Regions from separate parts of the Homo sapiens genome. Here region 1 is linked to region 2. The links are chromatin contacts, found by Hi-C or POLR2A ChIA-PET in ENCODE. All regions are on one chromosome and are shown on one strand. Each heading gives the region's core, a stretch centred on a gene start or an enhancer-like site at or near the end of the contact. The rest is flanking DNA. Distances are from core to core; before and after follow the strand shown. Region 1 overlaps MICAL3 (microtubule associated monooxygenase, calponin and LIM domain containing 3). Region 2 overlaps SLC25A18 (solute carrier family 25 member 18).

Region 1 (6,422 bases), core at 2,189-4,688, 270 kb before region 2:
TGAGACGGGAGGACCACCTGAGCCCAAGATTTTGAGTCTGCATTGAGCCATGATTGCACCGGTGCACTGTAGCTGGGACAATAGAGTGAGACCCTGTGTCAAAAACAAATTCTTTCCTGCATGATTGATTGGAAGGACTCTTAGAGACTAGGGTTATCCTTAGCTCTGGCTCATGTGAGTCTTTGGACATGTTATTCAACATCACTGACTCAGAGCCCTCAATGTAATCACAGGGACTTGTGGGATTTGTGATGTTTAAGGCCGTGTGTAGAGCCTGCCTGTCGTCGTGCCCGGCACAGGTAGTCGCTCAACAAACACTGCTGCTTATCCCTCATCGCCTGCTTCACAAGCAAGAAATACCTCATATCATGTGATCTTGGAAAACTCTTGTGAACACACTCTCCCTGCCAGTAGGAAGCCACAGAAGAAGTTTGTTGGAGGGCAGCGTGTGGGGATAGAAACCACCCTGACATAGCAGTGGCTTAGAAACTTCCTTTCCACACATGGCTCTGGGGCTTGCCCTCCTGGAATGAGAACATAGCTGTCAACGGTATAAAAATGTGAGCCCCATCAAGCAGCCTCTAAGGCTAGTGAATGGGGCAGCAGAGGAGAAAAGCCCAAGTTGATGGCACCAGGTGCCTGAGAATAAGTGCAGGAAGACCTTTTGTACACTGTAGGGCCCTTTAATAAGCCCTCTGAATCTTTCCTACCCAGGGGTGACTTCTCCTAAAAATAGGCTAGAGCCCTTCTCCCGCAGATACCAGTTGATGTGCAGCTTGACCAGAGGAGTGGTGAAGTCCCCGAGGCAGGTAGTGACCCATCCCACTACTTTAGGTTTCTAAGTCAGGATGGTAGCCATGTTGCCAATGGGATCTCCTGTGGGAACTTTAGCTCAAAGCAAGATAGGAGTGAACCAGTATCCAAGCTGATTCTTCACTGTATTTTGACCAGCCCAGATCAAGGCAGTGGGGTCCCTCTGCAGCTTCATACATTCCATAGGCCTGGCCCTAAACTGGAAAATGTCTGGGCCAGACATGGTTCCGAATGTTTCGGAACAGCCACACTTCACGTGGTGTCATCCCCGTTTCCCAGTATGTGAGGACGTGTGGGAGAACATAGGGACTGTACTGTTTCCAACTTGAACGGGATCAAACAGATGGAGGCATGGATCCCGCTTACAGCCCTGTCCATGATCTGGACTCTGTGCAAAGAGGGCACCCCAGTTTCCCAGGGTGATTTTGTGAGTTTCTGAGAACTGTGGATCAGGCAGCACGAACGTCACTGTGACCGATTTTGCTGCAGATCTGGAAACTTAGGCTCATGCTGCCAACCTGGCCGTTTCTTCACATTTCTCTTCCTTACATCTCCCCTGAGACGTTGCGGTTCAGAATGGGTTCATGGCTTGGTGCTTCCTTTAGTTCAAGAAGATCGGGGCAGGGAAGGCTTTGGGAGGACATATGGGGAAGGTAGCTGAAATGACGTTAGCTGGGCTGGGTGTGGTGGCTCACGCCTATAATCTCAGCTACTTGGGAGGCCGAGCTGGGAGGATCGTTTGAGCCCAGGAGTTCAAGACCAGCCTGGGCAACATAGCGAGACCCTATTCCTACAAAAACGTAAATAAGAGAAATAACCAAGCTAAAATGATGTTAGTTGATCTTTCTTCAGAGTCACAGCGAAAATACCCAGTACCGCCTGGTAAAAACAGTAGGAATGAGAGGGACTACTTAAGGAGAATCTCTGAATTCCAAAATGGCAGGAGCACACTTCTCAAATGGATGAGTCATTTCAATCAGCGCCATTCTTGCGGGAAGGTGACGCCGGAAGGTGGTCACGGTCGGCCCCTTTTATCTCCCTGAGGTCATCAGCCTCTCTTAGCAGATGGGTGACACCCATAGGCTATCAGAATGTGGGCTGCCCCAGGGCACAGATCTTGTCTGCTGTGTCACTGGTGTGCCTGAGCGCCTGCAGGGTGTCTGGCTGGAAGCAGGTGGTGAAGAAACATTTGTTGAATCAGTGATTGGATGAATGAACCCCTGCAGCCATCCTACTTACAGACATGGGAAACAGGATGGGAATCAGTCTGTGTACACAGCACCTTTCTTTCAGTCCTTGTCAGACTCGGATTCCATTCAAACTTTCCCAAGCTCATAAAGAAGGAAAGGAAAAAGAAGTGGGAGGACAGGCCAGAAAGAGGCAGAAGAGGCCCTTGACATCCTGATTTCCTACGCGACACCCTTCTCAGCGGCGCGGAGCCCTGAAGTGTCTTCAGCAGCTGCTGTGCCGAGTACAGGGGGGCTTTGCCACCACTGCAGGGAGGAGGAAGAGGAGCTGCCTGCTGAGGCCCTGGGAAGACCCTGCCTCTTAGTATCCTCTGCACCCGCCGATGCCTCTCCAGGAGTCAGGTGGAAGCAAATAAAGCCCCCTGCCAGCTCTTGCCCAGCAGCCGAGAGCAGGTTGTCCTGTTAGGAGAAACGTTTCTTCCAGAATGATGTGTGGAGCTCATGCAGGCAGTGACTCTTCCAAAGCAGAACCTGAGGTGCGGCCCAGAGCCTCTTTCCTATTTAGGATATGGCCCAGATCCTGGGAGCTGTTTCCTTGTGGTATGTGTGGGGCTGTAATTGGCCTCCCTGTGACCTGAGAGCTGCCTGCCCTGACTTAGTGAAGACTTGGCCTTGGAAATTATTGCAGATCTTTCATCCCGCTTTAAGCTGGAAAGTCCCTGTTGGGCTGTTGTTGCACTAAGGCATGTGGAGTAGAGGGCGGGAGGTAGGGCCAGCTAGCCCGACAGGCGGGGTGCACTTCGGCTTGGCAATCCAGCACCTTGCAAAGCGCTTGTTTACATCTGCACTCCTGCTCTCTCCTCCTGGGTTCTGCCATTAGTTGATGAGGGAGGAGGTCACAGGGCTGTCTTCGCTGCCCAGGCCCCTGCTGTTACCGCTCTCACTATCTTGGTTTCTCATCACCGCCTGATTCATCTGACAGAAAGCCCCTTGCTCAGGACAGAGAATCAAGGATGCTGATTGTTCCGATGTGTTTGTGCGTGTGGTTTTTTTTTTAATTTCCCATGGTATTTTGAGGTGAAGGGCTGGGAATGTGGAGCATATTTTGGCAGTTGGTGAGTTTGGGGTCCTTGCCCAGTGTCCTCTGAGTACCACCTTCCCTTTGGAAACACTGAACCCCCGGCAATGGCCTGCCAGTGTGCTTCCGTGTCCTTGTCTCTCCACAGGGTGAGCTGGAGCTCTGTGTGGACCTGGCTCAATGGCCTGGTGGGTCTGGCACAGGAGAGGCAACTGCTGCCTCCCAGCTCCCCTTTTCCACCGTCCCCAGCACAGCATTTCTGCAGGCTTTCTCCAGGGACTGGCGTGTGAAGGATCTGAACAGTTCCCAGTGCTTCTGGTTTCTTTTTTGTTGGTTGTAGCCAAGCCCAAAATTAAATCAGCATTTCCCCTTCCAGAGCTCTGGCCCTGGGCTTGGACTGCCAAGTTCTGTTGCCTGACAACCCATTAGTCTGCGGGATTTGCAGAATCTCCAGGGCAATAACAGTGGGAAGACTGAGTGTCTGTCATTCCAGATGCCAGATTCTCTGCTCCAAGAAGCTTTCATGAAGTGCTGTGTCCCTCACCTAGAAAATTACAGTGGGGAGGAGACAATGGTGAAGATGCCCAAAGGGGAAGGCAGATAGGGCTGTTGCGAACATGTGCCTGGTTTTTCTTCTTGTTGTAAGTCTTGGGACAGCATGGTGATCTCCTGAGTGATGCCTTTCCTCCTCATGTTCAGATCTTGGCTCCAGGGCTCACTAGCTGTGTGACCTGAACTTCAGTTACTTCATTTGCAAATGATAGTGCCTACCTCACAGAATGTTTTTTTTTTGCAGCCGGCTAACTCCATATGCCTCCAGAACACCTTTCTTGACTCTGCCAGGTGTGCTGACTCACTCTCTCTATGTTCTCCCATGAGTGCATACGTGGCTCATGGTACTTGACACGTCGTACCGAAAGGATTCCTGCAGGGCCCTCTCCCAGGTGCTACTGAAGCTCTTTTAGAGTAGAGAGTGTTTTAATCTGCTTTGTTTCCCGTGGTCCTAGTAGAATTCTTGCCAGACAGTATGCGTTCCCCACGTTACCCACGTCAAACAGACGCCTCTTGGATGTTTTCCTTCCCAAGTTTCGTTCACTCTACTGTAAAATCACTTCCCTCTGAATTGATGGCTGTTAGTTGTTTGTTTCCCTGAAGTGATAGTTCTTATCCTGTTTTTCTTCTCCCATCTAAAAGAAATACCACTTTTTGTTCCGTATTTATGGAATTCCCAGAAAGCTGATTCTTGGGTAGTTGCTTGACTTTATCTCCCTTTCTCATCTGCTTTCCATTGAATGGCAGTTGTCAAAAATAAATGATGGAAAGAATCAAATGGCGCCACAGACAGTGTATCCTCAGCCCTCCCCTGTTCATTATGGGGTGGCCGCCATGGATTTTGATGAGGAGAAGGAAGGGATGGGAAGACTGGTATTTGGGAATGATGAGCTAGTGCAGTTAGGGCCTTTGCTGTCCCAGGCCTGGGAGGGCAGGTTTGGAGAAACTTGAGGCCGGATCTATCAGGATTGCCCTCTGCCTCTTTTCTGCCATTACCTCTAGTCCACATTTCCTCATCTTCAAGATGCCCTAGCCCAGCATCATAGCATATTCTTTTTGTGCCCTGAGCTCGGTGTTGAAGAATGGAGCATGATGTTTAAAAAGGTCCCCCAGCAAGGATGCAAAGGCTAAAACAAGTGGGCACGTGTACAGGGCACAAGTGAACTCAAGTATTCGTGTTTTGCCCCTTCATCACACCATTACCTGAATTTGTATGTGAATACGCCACTGGATCTTGCTTTGTTAGTAAAGATTCTCTAGTGAATTCGAAAGATGCTATTTGGTGGAGGATGCCAGTAATTCCAACAGATGTGCCAAGACCTTATCCTGTGACTACCAGGGTTCATTAAAAGCTCTGTCTGAGGCTGCCACAAAGACGTTCAAACACTGCACACAACAGAAGTGCAGGCCTTCAGAAAACACTTTGTGCACAACCTGTCGTGCTACAAAAATTGCTGAATCACCTGCCGCTTTCCTTTAGCCAGGTTTTGCCTGATGGACCACCTGTCTCTCAACACTGGCTTGTATGATGTGGCATGCCAAAACCCAGCGTTGTCTCCTAGAGCTTAGAATGTTGCAGGAATCGGTGACCTGCCCAGCCAGGATGCCAGCCCAGTCATGACCTGCTCCCTCCAGCACCTCTGCCCCTTCTCTGCCTCCTTGAAGGTCTGGTAACACAGCCGGGCATGGTGGCTCCCGCTTGTAATCCCAGCACTTTGGGAGGCCGAGGCGGGCGGATCACGAGGTCAGGAGATTGAGACCATCCTGGCTAACATGGTGAAACCCGTCTCTACTAAAAATACAAAAAAACTAGCCGGGTGCTGTGGCAGGCGCCCGTAGTCCCAGCTACTCGGGAGGCTGAGGCAGGAGAATGGCGTGAACCTGGGAGGCGGAGGTTGCAGTGAGCAGAGATCGTGCCACTGCACTCCAGCCTGGGCGACAGAGCGAGACTCCGTCTCAAAAAAAAAAAATGTCTGGTAACACCAGGCTGCTACCACATGGCACTGTGCCTCAGCCCTGTTTCTCAGTAACGACTGTTCGCTCTCCAGAGCCTGTGGATGCAGCTTTCCAGGAGTATGCACACAGTGGTGGGGAAATATTACTGGACACCAGACTTGCTGCTTCACTCATGTTTCCTGGGCACTCCCCAGGTGGCAGGCGTTAAGTGGAAGAGGAAGGTGACCGTGTGTGTGGGGTGCAGGGTCAACACGCACCCCCACATGAGTATGTGTGCATCGTGTCACTCGGTGTCCATGACGGCTCTGGGAGGTGGGTGGTGCCATCATTTATCTATCAGGAAACGAGCTCTGAGGAGTTCTGTAAATTTTCTAAGACCCTTCAGCCAACTACTGGTGGAGCCAGGCATCTGGAAGATGAGGAAATCTGACCTGGGGTTGCCCGCCTCCACCTGGACCCGGTGCTACTCACATTACAGGGGACACACCAGAGGACTCATGACAGCCTCCTCTGACCAGGATCAGGAGGACAAGGGACGTCAACAGAGAATAGTGGTGATGATAAGGGAGGCAGCAGAACTGTTCCATGTTAAAGGAGACCAAAGCACAGTTGTAAAACACATTTTCAAAAATCCGAGTCCATAGCAGTACTTGAAAGTATAAAGTTAAAAATGGGAAAAGTGCTTCTTTACCAAAGAATGGTAGTGGAGGAGGAGTGATGGGATTTTTTTTTTTTTTTTTTTTTTTGAGATGAAGTCTCGCTTTGTCACCCAGGCTGGAGTGCAGTGGCGCAATCTCGGTTCACTGCAAGCTCCGCCTCCCAGGTTCACACCATTC
Region 2 (6,735 bases), core at 1-2,500:
CTGCTGAGGCTGGAGGAAAGGATGTCTGGGGCATTTTGGACAGAGGCATGGGAGTGGCACTGGAGGAAGCAGAAGGGATGGAAAGGATTTTAAGAGGAGTTGCTATGAACTAGGAATCCCTCTCTTGGTGTCCAAGGACTACAATAAAATACTTAAGATGGCCGGGCGTGGTGGCTCATGCCTGTAATCCTAACACTTTGGGAGGCCGAGGCGGGCGGATTGCCTGAGCTCAGGAGTTCGAGACCAGCCTGGGCAACGTGGTGAAACTCCATCTCTACTAAAAATGCAAAAATTAGCTGGGTGTGGTGGTGGGCTAGTAATCCCAGCTACCTGGGGGGCTGAGGTAGGAGATTGCTTGAATCCAGGAGACAGAGGTTGTGGTGGAGCCGAGATCACACCACTGCACTCCAGCCTGGGCGACAGATCAAGACTGTCTCAAAAACAAACAAACAAACAAACAAACAAACAAACAAACAAACAAAAAACCCACTTAAGATGCTCCATAGTTACTTTTTGGCTATTAAACTGTGTTTTCTGAAATTCATGTGATCTTGTTGAGAAACCAAACTACATTATATTCCTAATTGACAAGTGGAAGCTACAACAATTATGACAGCTTCTGAGGAGGGGGCCTGCTATTTTTTTGAGATGGAGTTTCGCTCTTGTTGCCCAGGCTGGAGTGCAATGGCACGATCTCAGCTCACTGCAACCTCTGCCTCCCAGGTTCACACCAGTCTCCTGCCTTAGCCTCTGGAGTAGCTAGGATTACAGGCATGTGCCACCACACCGGGCGAATTTTTGTATTTTTATTTTTGTATTTTTTCCGACCTCAGGTGATCCACTCGCCTCAGGCTCCCAAAGTGCTGGGATTACAGGTGTGAGCCACCATGCCTGGCCAGAGTGAGGCTGCTTTAACCCCAGAGGAGTGGTGTCAGGAGCAGCTCTCCGGACGCTCTCTGCTTGGGCACAGGCTGGCCCAGGCTCTGAGGAGCCTCTTCTCTCCGGTGCCCTGAAGCTGCTTTAGGGTCCCCAGCTCTCCTGCACTCCTCACTGCTCTCCAGCAATTGAGAGACTGGTTGCCAGCAATTCTTTGCTGTCTCCAGCTATTTTGTTTTGGGTAAGAAAAGAGAGGAGGGGTGGGGGAGACATTAGTCTTTCTCTTGGTGCTACACTAATCCATTCAGGAAGACATTTGCTGAGTGCTGGGCACTGCTCCAGGTCTGGTGACATAGTAGTGAACAAAATACACATTCTAGTTCTCAAGGACTTAAGTTTGGCCGGGAACAGTGGCTCACGCCTGTAATTCCAACACTTTGGGAGGCTGAGGCGGGTGGATCGCCTGAGCCCAGGAGTTCAAGACCAGCCTGGGCAACATAGTGAAACCCCGTCTTTACAAAAATACAAAAAATTAGCTGGCCATGGTGGCCCAGCTACTCAGGAGGCTGAGATGGGAGGATTATTTGAGGCCAGGAGGTGGAGGTTGCAGTGAGTCAAGATCACACCACTACACTCCAGCCTGGGCAACAGAGCGAAACCCTATGCCCCCCAAAGAAGAAAAAAAAAAAAAGAAGCAGGGCGCAGTGGCTCATGCCTGTAATCCCAACACTTTGGAAGGCTGAGGACGGCAGATCACCTGAGGTCAGGAGTTCGAGACCAGTCTGGGCAACATGGTGAAACCCCGTCTCTACTAAAAATATAAAAATTGGCTGGGCATGGTGGCGGGAGGATCACAAGGTCAGGAGTTCGAGACCAGCCTGGCCAACATAGTGAAACTCCATCTCTACTAAAAACACAAAAATTAGCGGGGAATGGTGGTGTGCGCATGTAGTCCCAGCTACTCAGGAGGCTGAGGCAGGAGAATGGCATGAACCTGGGAGGCAGAACTTGCAGGGAGCCGAGATCGCACCACTGCACTCCAGCCTGGGTGACACAGCGAGCCTCCATCTCAAAAAAAAAAAAAAAAAAATAGACAGGACACAACTGTTTCTGTCTGAAGCCAGGGAGTCCAATAATTGAGAACATTGTGACTGCTCTTATAATCATATTCCCTGCTGTTTCTAGAACTAAATTACTACTTTAGAAACTGTGGGCCGGGTGCGGTGGCTCACACCTATAATCTCAGCACTTTGGGAGGCTGAGGCGGGCGGATCACCTGACGTCAGGAGTTTGAGAACAGCCTGACCAACATGGAGAAACCCCATCTCTACTAAAAATACAAAAAATTAGCTGGGCTTGGAGGCTCACGCCTATAATCCCAGCACTTTGGGAGGCTGAGGCGGGCGGATCACAGGGCCAGGAGATCGAGACCATCCTGGCTAACATGGTGAAACCCCGTCTCTACTAAAAATACAAAAAATTGGCCGGGTGTGGTGGTGGGCGCCTGTCGTCCCAGCTACTTGGGAGTCTGAGGTAGGAGAATGGCGTGAACCCGGGAGGCGGAGCTTGCAGTGAGCCGAGATGGTGCCACTGCACTCCAGCCTGGGTGACACAGTGAGACTCTGTCCCCCACCCCAAAAAAATTAGCCAGGTGCGGTGATGGGCACCTATAATCCCAGCTACCTGGGAGGCTGAGGCAGGAGAATCGCTTGAACCCAGGAGGCGGAGGTTGCAGTGAGCCAAGATCACGCCACTGCACTCCAGCCTGGGCTACTGGAATAGGGGTATTTAACAGATGCCAGAGAAATTAGGGACACCCTAATCCCAGGGCCACTCCATAGCATAGCTAACAGATGTGATAATGTTTCCACCCACGGAGAGCACTTGGCTGGAGGGTGAGCCTCCCTACCCTGAGGCTGTACCAAGCTGCTGCAGTTCCAGCCCCGGAAGTTCCCTTTCGCAGGCCTATGCTAATCAAAGCCTATGACTTGACAAGATTCCTGGCAGCAGTAAATGCATTAGTAACAGGCAACAAAGGCGAAACCATTAGCCAGGCAAGGTATGAAAGGAGTCATAGCACCATGAAAACCCCAAACCTGGCACCAGGGCCGATAACTGCCCCCCAAGGCAACCCACAAGCCTAAGTGTTAGTCACGCTACAGATATTTGTTGAGTGATTACTGTATGCCATTTGCAGTTCTAAGCAGCAGGGACACAGCTGGGGAACAAAGCAAGGCCTTGCCCTCCACAGAATTGAATTCCTACTGGTTCCGGCACTGATGGGAATAGACTTCTTTTTTTTTTCTTTTTTTTTTTGAGACGGAGTCTCACTCTGTCGTCCAGGCTGGAGTGCAGTGGTGCGATCTTGGCTCACTGTGTAACCTCCGCCTCCTGGGTTCAAGCTATTCTCCTGCCTCAGCCTCCTGAGTAGCTGGGACTACAGGCTCACACCACCACGAATGGCTAATTTTTGTATTTTTAGTAGAGATGGGGTTTCACCATGTTGGCCAAGATGGTCTCCATCTCCTCACCTCCTGATCTGCCCGCCTCAGCCTCCCAAAGTGCTGGGATTACAGGCATGAGCCACCATGCCCGGCCTCCTCTACCTTCTTTTCTGAAGGAATTTAGAGGGTGTAGGGGGTATTGGGGTAGAAAAGATCATCTAAGTGCTGGGATGCAGAACAATGAGAAAACACATCTGGAACTCTTTGGAAACAAAGTGGGAAAGGACTAGAAAAGCAGCCAGCTGGAAGACAGAGGCTCCCTGTCACCGCCTTGGGATGCAGCATCTGGCCATGACATTGTGTCACTGTGCACTGGGAAGACAAGTGCATTCACAATTTACATGTGATAACTGAATCATATTGAGAAGAAGAAATTTGATACACGGGAAATAGCATGTTTGCATGTTCTTAGTGTCAAAAGGTGGAATGCAGTGGGTGAGCATACCCCATTCTAGGACTTGCCCTTTCCCCCTTGCTATTCCGGGTTAGTTGCACTGGGAACTGCCACGTCCCTGGAACTCCATCCCCTGGCTACTGTTCACTGTGTAAGGATGGAGACCTGACTTAAGCTGAATGATTCAACCCCTTCCATAGGAATTTTTAAAGTGTATGCAGCCTCTTTTAGGGGCATTTTACCTGTAACAGATAAAACTTGGGGCCCATCAGCAAACTTGTCACATGATTGAGGAAACAGAGATAAATAAAGCAGACCCGCAGAGATGATGCAAGGCGGGAGAGACTTCTGCCTTATTACTGCACAGCGATCCACTTTATTCCTGACCTTGACCACAAAAAGGGTCTCCCACTATGCTTCTAATGAGGTGACTTATTGTCTTAAGATAGTAGAGTTCTGTAACTTGGTAACCAAAGAGTGCTTAATAAATACATTTTTAAAACCCTCACATTCCATTTAATGGCAACTGAGCGGCTTAGACAGTGCGTGCTGAAAGGCTCAGAGGTGTGCAGAGTCACTAAGGGCTGGCTTGGAGAAGTGGGACTTAAAGAATAAGAGAGCACGGGGCACAGTGGCTCACACCTGTAATCCCAGCACTGTGGGAGGCCGAGGCAGGTGGATCACCTGAGGTCACGAGTTTGAGACTAGCCTGGCCAATGTGGTGAAACCCGGTCTCTACTAAAAATGTAACAATTAGCTGGGCGTGGTGATGCATGTCTGTAATCCCAGGTACTCAGAAGGCTGAGGCAGGAGAATCGCTTGAACCTGGGAGGCGGAGGTTGCAGTGAGTTGAGATCGCACCACTGCACTCTAGCCTGGGCGACAGAGCGAGACTCCATCTCAAAAAATACATATATAAATAATAATAATAATAATAATAAAGGGAACATTGGCCAGGCACAGTGGCTCACGCCTGTGATACCAGCATTCTGGGAGGCCGAGGGTGGGTGGATCAGGAGGTCAGGAGTTCGAGACCAGCCTGGCCAACATAGTGAAACTCCGTCTCTACTAAAAACACAAAAATCAGTCAGGCGAGACGTGATGGCACGTGCCTGTAATCCCAACTGCTCGGGAGGCTGACGCAGGAGAATCGCTTGAACCCGGGAGGTGGTGATTGCAGTGAGCCGAAACGACGCCATTGCACTCTAGCCTGGGCGACAGAGCAAGACTCCATCTCAAAAAAAAAAATAAAAAAAAAAAAGAATAAGGAAGCATTTAAAAGCAGAAGGTGGGGCGTGCAGACCCTGGATGTGGGCTTGGTGTGAGCAGAGGGTTCAGGGAACAGAACTGTGGGAAGGAGGCTGCAAAGGCAGGTTAGGCCACACGTGGGGAGCCTGGGTGGCTAGAGACAGCATGTGCCCTCCTAAAAGGGAATTTTTTTGTTTTCTTTTTGATTGGCATTTTCACAACATGAAAAGTGAATTTTTAAATGTGATCCTGTAGGCAGTAACAAAACACTGAATACTTCTTTTTTTCAGGGGACAAGATCTGGCTCTGTTGCCCAGGGTGGAGCGCCGTGGCGCAATCTCAGCTCACTGCAACCTCTGCTTCCCAGGCTCAAGCGATCCTCCCACCTCAGCCTCCCAAGGAGTTGGGACCATAGGTGTATGACACCATGTCAGGCTATTTTTTTAAAAAAAATTTTTGTAGAGATGGGTTTTGCCATGTTGCCCAGACTGGTCTTGAACTCCTGAGCTCAGCTGATCCGCACACCTCCACCTCCCGAAGTGTCGGGATTACAGGCGTGAGCCACACTGAATGCTTTTAAGGGGGAAAATACCACATTGAATGTAGTATGAGGACAGTTATTCTGGAAGAATGGGTTGAGGGGAGTCAGTGAGAGGCCAATTAGGAGACCCTTCAGAGTAAAACAATGAAGTGGAGAGGGAGGGATTAGGGAGAAGGGGTAGAGAACAAGGGTTACTGGGAGAGAACTTTGTAGAGAGCCTTGGTGACTGTCCAGGGCTGAACCGCAGAGAACCATGGAGCTGTCTCAGCTCTGAGGTGAGGAATGAAGGATGCAAGTTAGGAACCGAAGCTGCCTGCAGGGAAGGAGAGAGATGGGGTCAGTGGGGCTTCGGGAACTCTCTCCTCAGCACTGTGGGAAGGAAGTCAGCCAGCAGGCACACCGGCTTGACAGAAAGAACACCTCAGCTGTAGACACCATGCTGCCGTGGCTGGCCTTGGGCTAGTCCTCCAGCCCCCAGGTGCCCCATTTCCAGGAGTATTTCCAGATACTGAGTCCTACCTCCTCACCACTCCAGACTCTATTTTTCAAACGTGGAGGTGGCTAAGGATGGTTCTGGTGTAGAGTCAGAAGCAGACAGGTTTTGGGGGGAAGTGGGGAGGAAGTCAGAGAGGAGGTGCAGCACTGTCAACTGATCTCACCACTCAGCAGCATTCAGAGGCTACTCCGGCCACCCCTGCCTGAATCCCACCACCAGAACTAACCTGTGGCCCACCCTGTCTGTTTTGCTAGAAAATAATGAGCTAACAGGAATGATCCATGACTTTTTGTTACTAATGAACATCTGCTCCCTTTCTTAAAGTGCTTAAAGTAATAGAAAAAATAGTAGAAAATCCAGAAGGTACAGAAAACTGTAAAAGGTCTCACTCTGTTGCCCAGGCTAGAGTGCAGTGGCGTGATCTTGGCTCACTGCAGCCTCAACTTCCTTGACTCAAGGGATCCTCCCGCCTCAGCCTCCTGGGTTGTTGAGACTACAGGTGTGCACCATCACGCCCGGTTAATTTTTAAAAAATTATTTGTAGAGGGCTGGGCGCCATGGCTCATGCCTGTAATCCCAGCACTTCGGGAGGCCGAGGCGGGCGGATCACGAGGTCAGGAGATTGAGACCATCCTGGCTAACACGGTGAAACCCCGTCTCTACTAAAAATACAAAA

Evidence for each region. Hi-C counts contacts between places; a loop is a spot of excess contacts on that map. ChIA-PET counts read pairs that join two places held with the same protein, here RNA polymerase II (POLR2A). Pooled maps may share reads with other maps.
Region 1: a loop to region 2 is called in a pooled map, with 2.5 times the contacts of the local background. The contact joins two enhancer-like sites. A Hi-C loop is called at or near these places in 1 of 50 pooled maps. POLR2A ChIA-PET finds 5 or more read pairs at or near these places in 3 of 52 experiments (MCF 10A, OCI-LY7 and RWPE1).

The regions. Positions count from the first base shown.
Region 1 is chr22:17,843,031-17,849,452 of GRCh38, reverse strand. The region is part of intron 19 of MICAL3 (microtubule associated monooxygenase, calponin and LIM domain containing 3); the gene reads left to right. Among named protein-coding and RNA genes, the nearest start is that of LINC00528, 69 kb to the right of the region's middle. Within about 2 kb of position 3,438, at least 12 of the 41 ENCODE cell types and tissues checked have a DNase peak (open chromatin) inside an H3K27ac peak, as active enhancers do.
Region 2 is chr22:17,572,811-17,579,545 of GRCh38, reverse strand. The region is part of intron 2 of SLC25A18 (solute carrier family 25 member 18); the gene reads right to left. Among named protein-coding and RNA genes, the nearest start is that of SLC25A18, 13 kb to the right of the region's middle. Within about 2 kb of position 1,250, at least 13 of the 41 ENCODE cell types and tissues checked have a DNase peak (open chromatin) inside an H3K27ac peak, as active enhancers do.